Regions from separate parts of the Homo sapiens genome. Here region 1 is linked to region 2. Evidence: chromatin loops called from intact Hi-C (ENCODE). Cell type or tissue: ascending aorta. All regions are shown on one strand. Each heading gives the region's core, and the rest is flanking DNA. Links, peaks and the distances in the headings are about the cores only.

The links. A loop is a pair of places that touch in the nucleus more often than their neighbours do. Peaks named below come from ENCODE experiments on the same cell type or tissue, not always from the same donor. Only the 100,000 strongest peaks of a DNase experiment are listed, where the experiment ranks them.
Region 1: it touches region 2 in a loop (9-fold over the local background); 9 of 110 quality-filtered maps call a loop at or near these places.

Annotation. Positions count from the first base shown.
Region 1 is chr3:9,806,895-9,812,268 of GRCh38, reverse strand. All of the region lies in intron 4 of ARPC4-TTLL3 (ARPC4-TTLL3 readthrough), which reads right to left. It overlaps ARPC4 (actin related protein 2/3 complex subunit 4), which reads right to left. Exons shown (of 6, transcript NM_005718.5): 6 at 5,168-5,374. It overlaps TTLL3 (tubulin tyrosine ligase like 3), which reads right to left and starts at 2,007. Exons shown (of 14, transcript NM_001387446.1): 1 at 1,875-2,007; 2 at 1,560-1,648. The coding sequence starts at 1,607. RefSeq lists a silencer at 1,826-2,305 and an enhancer at 2,786-2,935. In ascending aorta, for the core only: no CTCF peak of the experiment used is centred there; DNase peaks (open chromatin) are centred at 1,660, 2,028 and 2,388; H3K4me3 peaks cover 2,344 bases; H3K27ac peaks cover 2,942 bases.
Region 2 is chr3:9,713,726-9,719,099 of GRCh38, reverse strand. CPNE9 (copine family member 9) reads right to left here. Exons shown (of 21, transcript NM_153635.3): 11 at 4,145-4,186; 12 at 3,736-3,811; 13 at 3,574-3,627; 14 at 3,065-3,126; 15 at 1,996-2,042; 16 at 890-1,071; 17 at 498-625. Among named protein-coding and RNA genes, the nearest start is that of CPNE9, 13 kb to the right of the region's middle. RefSeq lists a silencer at 3,185-3,314. In ascending aorta, for the core only: a CTCF peak has its summit at 3,140; a DNase peak (open chromatin) is centred at 3,119; H3K27ac peaks cover 2,017 bases.

The DNA.
Region 1 (5,374 bases), core at 322-5,321, 93 kb before region 2:
GCTGAAATTACAGGCGTCAGCCACCTCATCTGGTGCCCAAATAATTTTTATATTTTTTGGTAGAGACTGGGCTTCACTGTGTTGGCCAGGCTGGTCTCCAACTCCTGGCCTCAAGTGATCCTCCTGACTTGGCCTCCCAAAATGCTGGGATTACAGGTGTAAGCCACCGCGTCTGGCCAATACTATGCATTTTTATTAGATACTGTTATCTCCATTTTACGGGCTATGAAACAGAGGCATAGAGAAATTAAGCAGGGTGCCTGAGGCCCCATAGTGGTTAAGCAAAAGAGCAGGGATTTACATCCTGGCAGTTTGGCTCCAGAAACTGCATACTTAATGGGATCCAGAGAAACTACTTAGAAATACATGGTCAGGGAAGGTTGAAAGGAAGCCATGAATGTACAGAGCTGGGAAATGGCGGTTCAGGCAGAGGGGAATGCATGTGCAAAGGCCTTGAGGCTGGAGAGAGGTCAGAAGGAACTGAAGGGAGACCAGAGTGAGTGGAACATGGAAAATGATGGGGAAAGCCCCAGAGGAGGTAGGCAGTGGCCAGACTGTGGAAGGCCCTGCAGGCCTTGGAACGGACTTGGATTTCATACTAAGAGTGTCATGAGCAAAAAAGGCTAACTGAGGGAATCTTTCTAAGCTTGGCTTGCTGCTGTATTACAAAAAGATGAGGGGACAGGATGGAGGTAGACCAGCTAGGAGGCTGTCATAGTTTGCCTAGGAGAGAAATCACAATTACTAAAATGAAGGTGGTTACAACACAGACGGGAGAAGGTGCTAGAGTTGAGAATCGTTTTGGAGGTGGAGATGACAAGTGGTTTTGCTGATGGAATTAGACCTGTGGGTGAAGAAACAGAAAGATGAGATTTCTGGCGTGAGGAACTGAGAGATGGGAAAGACTGGAGACTGGGGAGGACGACAGGTTTGGGCAGGAAGATCAAAGTCTGGTTTGGGACATGAATTTGAAATGCTTGTTAAGTTTTCTGGGTGTAGATGACAGGTAGGGGCTAGATCTACGGGATGTGGAGTTCGAGGCTGGGCTGGAAGGGGCACGGAGAGGGTGCAGCACACTGACTGGACTCAGCCAAGGACACAGCCAAAGGAGACAGACCTGGGGAAGGGGCCAGGGGGCCACTAATGGCTGAGGAACCTTTAAAGGCCGCTGAAAAGCAGCAGCCAAAGAGGGAGAAAGGAAAACTAGGAGCGTGCAGTCAGACAGCCAAGAGGAAGGGTGTGTGGGGCAGCGGTGTCGAAAGATACAGGGTGCCCAACCGAGATCAAGACCGAAAGGCACTGCTGGGTTTGGCTCCCTGGAACTCACCAGGCACCTTGATTAGAGTGGGACATCGCAGGGAACCAGAGTGGAGGGAGCCCAGAAGTTTGGTGCTGAAGGGGTAAACGGGGAGGTAGTTGAAGATGGGTGTGGTGGTTGAGGATTTTTGCTATTGTTTTTTCTTTTGCTTTTGTTTTTTAAGGATATAAGAAAACAGCGCAGGGAGACAGGCTGAGCCGCTCCCAGGGCCCTTTCTAAGCGCCCCTGCCCCTCCTCTGACCTTGACAGCTCTCTCCACGTAGATTTTGGCGTTTCTGAGCCGGTTCATGTGAGACGCCTTGGAGGATCCTCGCCAGAGGACCGGGAAACCTGCAGAAAGATGCGGAATAGGGGCGGGGTACACTGAGGCTGGGCCTAGGGTCTCGGCCTAGGATCTTTTCTGGCCGCCCATAGCCACGCCTCTTTTCTTCCTCCTGCCTTCATCCAGATGCCCACCCTCAGCCGCTCTTCTCCCGACCCCCAGTCCCTCCACCCCAGCGTCTTGTCGTCCTCGCAGCCGCTGTAGGCCAGAGCGAGCGGGCCGCACGGGCCTCACCATCCTGCGGAGAGGGGTCGAGGACCGGGGTGTGCGGGGGGCCGAGGGGGTGGGTATCCGAGGCGCCCTGGGCGTGGGTGCCTGGGACCAGCGTCTTGAAGGCGCCGCTGAGGCGGCGCGCAGGGGCGGGGCTGCCCGCCTGGCATCTGCCGCCTGCGTGACCCTCCTCGGACTGGGCGGAGGCAGGGCCGGCCCATGGCAGCCTCCTGGGTGGACGGAACTCGGAGCGGCGCGCCGAGGGGAAACTGGTGCGTGGCTCGAGCGGCTGCGGCTTCCGCAGCCAGTTGCACACCGCGCCGCCCTCCTGGCGGTACCAGGAGGCCGAGCCCCGGCGCCCGGGCCCCAGCTCCCTCGCGCTCAGGAGCAGTGGCGCGTCGGGGCCCTGCATGCGCCCCTCGCCGCGCTCGCCCTCCCAGGGCCCCTGATCCCGCGCCCCTCCGCGTCGCCGCCTCCTCTCCCGGGAAGTTCCTGCCTAGGCTCGAGCCTTGTCCTCCGTTCCAAGCCCCGCCCCGTTTGCTATTGCCTTGGAAACCATTCCCTGGGCACCATCAGACCGCTCGGGGCTGGTTGGGGGCTGCGATGGGCCCCGGGGCAGTCGAGCGAGGGCTTCCTTATGACCTGGGGCCTCACCCAGACCCTTGATGAGCAGGGCACTGAAGGCGGAAGAGAGCACTGAGCCCCAGTTAGTTAGTGTTGCGGTTCCTTATCCAGTACTTCCTGGTGCCACCGGCCCTAGGGTTTGAGTGATTCCACAGTATTTATAGGCGCTAACAAATGGCCCCTGACCTCATGGAGCTTACTAAAAGCCCAGTGTGAGGGGAATAAAAAGCAAGTAACAAAGGAAGAGAATAGTTTACAGGTATAATAAGGGCAATGAACAAGCAGAGGTGAAACCAGGAAGGGGGCGCATTTTAGATAAAGTGGCGCATTTAAGCTGAAGGTGTAAATGCCAGGAGTCAGGAGTCACCAGGGAAAGGGGAGGAACTGCACTTCAGGGAAGGGACAGTCCCAGCAACAGCCCTGAGAAGGGTAAGAACCTCTGTGCGAACTACAAGACAGCCAGGGTGGCTGGAGCCTGGTGAGGCCAGATCAGACCTGCTGGGCCTGGCAGATGGGCCTAGGGTAAGGTCCTTAGCGAGGGCAGCATATGGGGGTAACAAGAAGGTGCAGAGCACACCCTCCCCAGAAACTGGAAATGGAAAAACAATCATTTGAGTCAACTGCGAAAGAAATGTAATAGTTCACAACAGTTATGCCTGGCCCCCAGGCTAAGACTGTAAGCAACCTTTTTGGAAGCACTGGCAAAATATTATCCTCAAAAGTCACAGGGGAGGTAAGGCTCCAAGATGTTAAACAATTTGCCTCAAATCACAGAGCAGAGGCAGCACTGGAACCCAGGTCTGACTCCAAAGCCTGTCTCTTAAACACCTGTTATCACTCAGGTTGCCTGCCAGTCACAGAAGGACCACACAGGGACAGTTTGAGAGGCAAACTCTAGCAGTGCCCCCGCAGGCAGAGTCGAAGAGTGTCCTGGTAAGAGCCCAGCTTTGTCAGTCACTGGGTAGATGTGCTCTTAAGAGTGAAGGTGGATCCCCCACCTTCCTGTCCAGCTGACCCCAACTCCCCTTTAGCTGATGGCTGGACTTCCCGAAAAGCATGCCCCCCAGGAAAGGTGATTTAGGGAATTTGGACCCTGGGAGAGAGATACATGACAAATGAGGTTTGTGGCTGGCTCACCCAGGCAATGCTGTCCTGTGAGGGTTGTTGAGTGACCAGCTGCTATATCCTATTAGTCACCCAGTTTCACTGTGAGCACCTTTAACATTCACTGCAAAGCTAGAACATAGCCATGTGCCCTGGAGGAGGGAACACCTAATTCAGAGGGGTGGCGAGGTAGGTCACAGAGGTAATGTCATAAAGGAGATGATAGCACTTTGGGAGGCTGAGGCGGGGGGATCACCCAAGGCAGCCGAGGCAACATAGTGAGACCTAAAAAAAAACAAAAACCAAAAACAAAAAAATTAGCTGGGCGTGGTGGCACAGGCCTGTGGTCCCAGCTACTCAGGAAGCTGAGGTGGGAGAATCACTTGAGCCTGGGGAAGCTGAGGCTGCAGTGAGCCATGCTTGCGCCACTGCACTCCAGCCTGGGTAACAAAGCGAGACCCTGTCTCAAAAATGAAAAAAAAAAAGGGGGGGGGAGGAGGGGGGCAATAGCTGTTCCAAGTTGCCCTTACCCCCTCCTCCCTTTAACATCACCTTGTCCACCCCATCAGAAGAAACCCCTCTGGCCATCTGGAGGAATCCCTTTTGAAAGCTCAGCTCAAAGGTTCACCCTTCTTGAAGCTTACCCTGACACCCACTCCTATATTTACCCCTTGGCCCCCAGACTTCCAATATTAAATATGAAACACTTCAGTGAACCTTTTACACACCCAGCCCTTTTCCTGGACCTCCAAGCCTCAAGGCAAGGATAAACATCATGAACACTGGAAATTATTCAACAGCCCAGCCACTGGGCTGGTGGAAAAAATATAGTTCAGTCAGTACCTGTGTAGCAGCGACCGTATCAGATTGTTTATATTCATTATCTCCACTTCATAGACTAAGAAACTGAGACACAAAATAGAAGTAACTTAGCCAAATCTGGCAAGAAGAATCAGGACTCAAACACAAGGGTCTTTTGTCTTTTTACTTCAAGGTGTTACTAAGGTCTAGTACTATCCAATGGAACTTTCTGCAATGATGGGAATCTCTATGTATGTGTTGTATATGCTGTATGTCTATATATGCTGTTATATATGGTACAGTCACTGGTAGCTGTTAAGTTGCCAGTGGGACTGGGGAACTGGATTTTAAACTTTATTTAATTGTAATAATTAAAATTTAAATAGCCACTTGTGGATGGTGATTACTGTTTTGGCACAGGCAAAAGTCTACTCTCTTGCTCACTGGCTAGATTTGGGGCAAGCTATTACATCTCATGTTTGGAACCTCAGTTTCCTTATCCACCAAATGGGAGCACTGTTTCTCTGAGGTTACTTTTTAGCCCAAGTAAGTTCCTTATGTGAAAAGCACCAAAGCTCTGTATAGGCAGACAGAGCAGTTTCAGAAATTAATGGTGCCTGGACTGCAATGAATGGAGTCTCTGGGTTGGGACCCCTGGCAGGAATAATGGCAGGACCAATCATGAGACTGCACCCAGTGGGGAGCTCCAGGCACAATTACCAGCCATCTGGTCTCAGGGAAAAGAAGCCCCACCTCCCCTCCTTTCACACACACACACAGCATAGACCTCATGCAGCCCCAAAGGGGCAAAAAGAGACTTTAATTAGGGGAGGGAGGATCCACCAGAATCAGAAAAGGGACAGCTAGCGTGGGAGCAGAGGAGCCAGAACAGGCAGGAGGAGGGCCCGGCCAGGAAGCTCTGGAGGACTCACCTCGCCACCTCTGGCACAGGCACTGGCACTGACGGACAAGGCGAAACAGCGGCCCCTCTCAAC
Region 2 (5,374 bases), core at 217-5,216:
TTTGGGAGGCTGAGGCAGGTGGATCACTTGAGGTTGGGAGTTCAAGACCAGCCTGGCCAACATGGTGAAACCCCGTCTCTACTAAAAACACAAAAACGAGCCAAGTGTGGTGGCATGCGCCAGTAATCCCTGCTATTTGGGAGGCTGAGGCAGGAGAATTGCTTGAATCTGGGAGGCGGAGGTTGCAGTGAGCCGAGACCATGCCACTGCACTCCAGCATGGCAACAGAGCAAGACTCTGTCTCAAAAAAAAAAAAAAAAAAAAAGAGATGGGGTCTCACTAAATTGCCTAAGTTGGTCTTGAACTCCTAGGCTCAAGTGATCCTCCTGCCTCAGTCTCCCAAAGTGTTGGGATTACAGGTATGAGCCACCATGCCTGGCCTCTCCTGTTTACTTCAAATCATCCTAAATTACTTAGAGTGCTCCTGACTATCCTTGGGGGGTCAATCCCTTATGTGGGTCCCCTCATTTCCCCCAGCTTCCACCCAGTTCCCTTACCTGGCCACTTGGTTGATGACAGGAGCAAAGTAGGTGGGCCCATAGAGCTGCACTGTGCGCAGGCTCTGGAAATAGCTCTCCAGCACACCCTCGATGCCCGCACAGTTGGGGTCCTCATCATTGTTGTTCTGTCAAAGAATATGCCCTGCCAGGCTGAGCCCATGCAGGGTACATGCAGGAGTGCTCTGATTCCAGCTCACTCCTTCCTTTTTCCATCAGTCCCTTTCATGCTCCCCTCCAAACCCAGCCCTGCTCCCCTCCCTGCTCTGCTATCCTCTCATAGCTTCCTGTTCCTCTACATGCCCTTTGAAGTAATGTAAACAGAACAAAATCATCAACTTGGGTGAACCAGATGCCAGGGCACGGAGGGTAAGCTCTGGCCAATACCATACCAGGGGGAACTGGTGGGAGATCCGTCCCTCTGGGGGCAGCTTGGCCCCAAAGCCATAAGCTGGGAAGAGCTTATCACTGTCATAGTCCTGGATGATCTCTCCCACTGCCTTGAGGGCCATGGCATAGGCGCTGAGCTGGTAGGGACTCATGTAGTGCAGGGAGGTAGGCTGCAGAGGATTCCCTGTAGGGACACAGGAACCCCAGCCTCATGATCATCTGGATCATCCATCTGTTCACCTGCTTATCTTTGTGTGCATTCATCCACCTATATCCATTTATCTGCCCTCTACCCATGTCCTCCCTCCTTATTTTACCCAATCATCCATTTGTTCATTTATCCATCTATCCACCCACCCATCCCTATATCTATTCATCCATTTACCTACCTACCCACACATCCATCCACCCATCTACCTAGCCATACATCTATCTTTCAGTCTACTTATACATCTTTATCCACCAATCTCTCCATTCTCTTATGCAGCTATCCACTTACCCACTCATCCATCCATCAGTCCATCCATCCATCCATCCATCCACCCACTTGTCTACTTGCCATTTTTCTTCATTTTCCACCCATCTATACAACAGTATTATTTTATCCATCCGGCTAGCCAGCCCTCTCCATTCCATTCATTCCCTTGTCTATTCTCATATGGATCTATCCACTCATGCATTTCCCCTAATTACTTGTTATTTCCCCAACTTAAACTTTAGTCCATTTGTCCACCCACATACCCATCGATGCATCTACTTGTCTAACCTATTATACTCACCAACCCATGTACCCACTCCATTTGTTCATGGATCTATGCATCCATTCATGACTCACCACCTGTTCACCTCTCCATCTCTCCTTATACCCCCTTTCTCTCTCATCCATCAGCCTACTCATCCACCTGTTGAGCTATATATCCTTTCAACCCTCTATGATCCATCTACCCATCTATTTTTCTGCACTCTATTTTCCTGGCTGGGTTTTGCCTAAGTTTGGGCTTCTTGGGTAGGTAAACTCTTATCTCTAGGTAGGAATCCAGGCCAACTCCTAATGACTCCCTTAGAAGTGCCTTCCCACCTCCGACTTTTTCACTCATCCGTGTCTCACCATTGGAAGCCGTGAAGTCAATGGCTACTGTGAAGTTCAGCTGTGTCCTGTTGGGGAAGCAGATGAATTGAGAAGTGAGGAACTAATGATTATTACATCACTATTTCTCAAACAGTAATGTGCATATGGATCACGTGGGGCTCATGTTAAAATGCAGATTCTGATCCAGATGGTCTGGGTAGAGCCTAACAAACTCCCAAGTAATGCTGATGCTGCTGGCTCATGGACTACACTTTAGGTAACAGAATTAAATGCCTACTGTGTGGCAGGTGTATTATATGTCATTTAATTTAACCCTTACTATAGCCCTGAAGTAGTGATTAATATCCCCATTTGGCTGGGCGCCGTGGCTCACGCCTGTAATCAGCACTTTGGGAGGCTGAGGAGGGTGGATCACCTGAGGTCGGGAGTTTGAGACCAGCCTGACCAACATGGGGAAACCGCATCTCTACTAAAAATACAAAAAATTAGCCGGGCGTGGTGGCGCATGCCTGTAATCCCAGCTACTTGGGAGGCTGAGGCAGGAGAATTGCTTGAACCTGGGAGGCGGAGGTTGCAGTGAGCCAAGATCGCACCATTGCACTTCAGCCTGGGCAACAAGAGTGAAACGCCATCTCAAAAAAAAAAAAATCCTCATTTTACATAGGAGAAAAGTGAAGTTCAGAGAAGCAAAGTTACCTTTCCCAGGTCTGCCTGCCTCCACCAAACCAAACAGAATGTCCCCTATAGTCTGCTTGGTTGTGCCCTCTCTTCTACCTCTCCCTCTTGCCTGACTATAACTTTATTTGTGCCCCAATTAGGTTACTGGGGCCACCAGTGAAGACCACTGGTCTGGGAGCCATCTTCCCAGGAGGAGTCGAAAGCTAAGAATGAAAAGCAGCCCCATGAAGGGAACTAAGAAGAGCAGTATTTTGCATTTTACAGAGCACTTTATAGTTGGCCAAGTGTTTTAAAGTTTATCTCCATGGTCTCACTGGGCCCTGACCATTCATAAATAAGAAACCTGGGGCTCAGAACTGGGAGTAATTTATTGCCGGGCTTTCAGCCCAGAGCTTGGCCTGTGACTCACCCTCCCTTGATGTAATCAACAAAAGTGAATTCAGAGTCCACAGAGAAGGAGAGCAGCGTCACCTGTGGGACAGAATAGGCAGCCCTGGCACTTTGGAAAAGGCAGTTGGGGTGGCAGAAGGAAGTGAGGCCCATAGGGGCTTGGAAAGAGGCACGTGATGGGAGGCACATGATTCCACCCGCTCCCCCAGTCAGTCCCACCCTGTTCAACTTCTGACAGGGGAAAAGGGGAAGCTGTCAGAAACATCGTTGGATTTCCAAAAGTATATTAAATTGGGAAATACAACTTAGGTTTTTTTCTTTTATTCTGCAAAAGAGTGAAGTCAGAAAAATTTCCTGAGTGAGAAAAAAAACAAAGAAAAACTTAAGTGGTGCTCCTTGTGCCCAATATTACTATTCCAAGTAATCTGTGCCCACTGTCTTGCCCTGCCCTCGATATTTGCCATGCTGTGTCAATGGGGACAGACACGGAAGGATCCAGGGAGGGCCACGGCTCTAGGGAGCACTCACAGTTCCTGAGTTGACATATTTCTTCTTCTTACATTTCTTCCGAGGGTTAAGAACCTAAGGGGAGGAGGTAACAGTGATGATGAGAAACAAAGGAAGGGAGGTCCAGACTGAGCACACTGGGATGGAGGGCCTGGGTGACCTGGGCAGGGCTGGAATGCTCACCTCATATACTGTGAACTGGTTCTGGGCCTTGCTCAGCTCCCGGTAGCTGGTGGTGAACTCACCAATGAAATCGTGGCTGCAATGAGGTGGGCGTGGCTAAGCAGCAGGTGCTGCTGGTTTGGAACCAGAGCTGAACCCAGTCTTTTATTCCTCCTATCCTAAGCCCCTACTTAGGCTGCAGGGCAGCCTAGTGCTGGGGCCATAAGGGAGGCCAAACATAGGGGAAAAACGGGAAGAGACAGTGTCCAGAGAGACAATTGGGGGGATCAGTTGTACCCAAGACACTGGTGTTTATCATCACCTTTCCTGGCTCCTAAAGCTACTTTGGGGTTCTCAGTGAATGTACAACATATTATTGAGAACTGCTTGGGTCAAGTACAGGAGAAGGGACCATGTGGGGCAGTTCTACCTTCCATCCCGGTCCCAGTCGTACACATCAATCTTCACCGTTCTGAAATGTAGGAGATAAACATACCCTAGGTGTGTATGATAAATCCCAGAGACACCCTCATACACTTAACCACACACATATCATCTCCCCATCCACCCATCTGTCTTCCCATTAAGTTGTTCATCTTTCAACCTGCCTCCCATCCTGTCTATTCATTCATCAGTCTGTGCCTGTACCCAACCACCTACCCCTATTAATACTACTCTGGTTAGTACCACTAATACTTTTTTTGTTTGTTTGGTTGGTTTTTTTTTTTTTTTTTTTTTTTTTTTTTACCACTTTGAGCCTTATTGTATTCCAGGCATTTTTCTCAGCACATTCACAGATTGTCTCATTTAACTTAACAATCACCCTATATAAAGTAATTACTATTATTATTATTTTGGGATAAGGAAATTGAGATACAAAAAAAAAAAAGTAATTTGGCTAAGATCTCATAGCTAGTAAATGACTGAACTGAGATTTAAACCCAGGCATCCTGATTCCAAAGACTTTGTTCTTAACTGTCATGCCTAAATCATTCCATATGTCTACCTATCAGTATATCAGCCCATCCAACCATCCGTCTATCCATCTAGCTACCTATTTACCCATATATTTGCCAGTCCAATTACCTATCAGTTCATCTCTTTAGCCACCTAACTATACATCTAGCCATTCACTGACTCACTGAGGCATGCAAGCATCCATCTGTCTGTCTGTCTACCAACTATATAACATCTATCCATCTGGTTATCCATTCATCAGCATAACCATTCATCTACTCATCTATGTGCCCATCCATTCTTCCACCCTTCCACCTACCACCTATCTTTATTATTTATTTATTTATTTATTTATTGAGACGGAGTCTTGCTCTGTCGCCCAGGCTGGAGTGCAGTGGCGTGATCTCGGCTCACTGTAAGCTCCACTTCCCAGGTTCATGCCATTCTCCTGCCTCAGCCTCCTGAGTAGCTGGAACTACAGGCGCCCACCACCACGCCCGGCTAATTTTTTTTGTATTTTTAGTAGAGATGGGGTTTCACCGTGTTAGCCAGGATGGTCTCGATCTCCTGACCTCGTGATCTGCCCGTCTCGGCCTCCCAAAGTGCTGGGATTACATGTGTGAGCCACCGCGCCCGGCCCCTACCATCTGTCTTTATACTACCCATTTACTCATTCATTTGGTTGGCCTATCCATCTAATTTA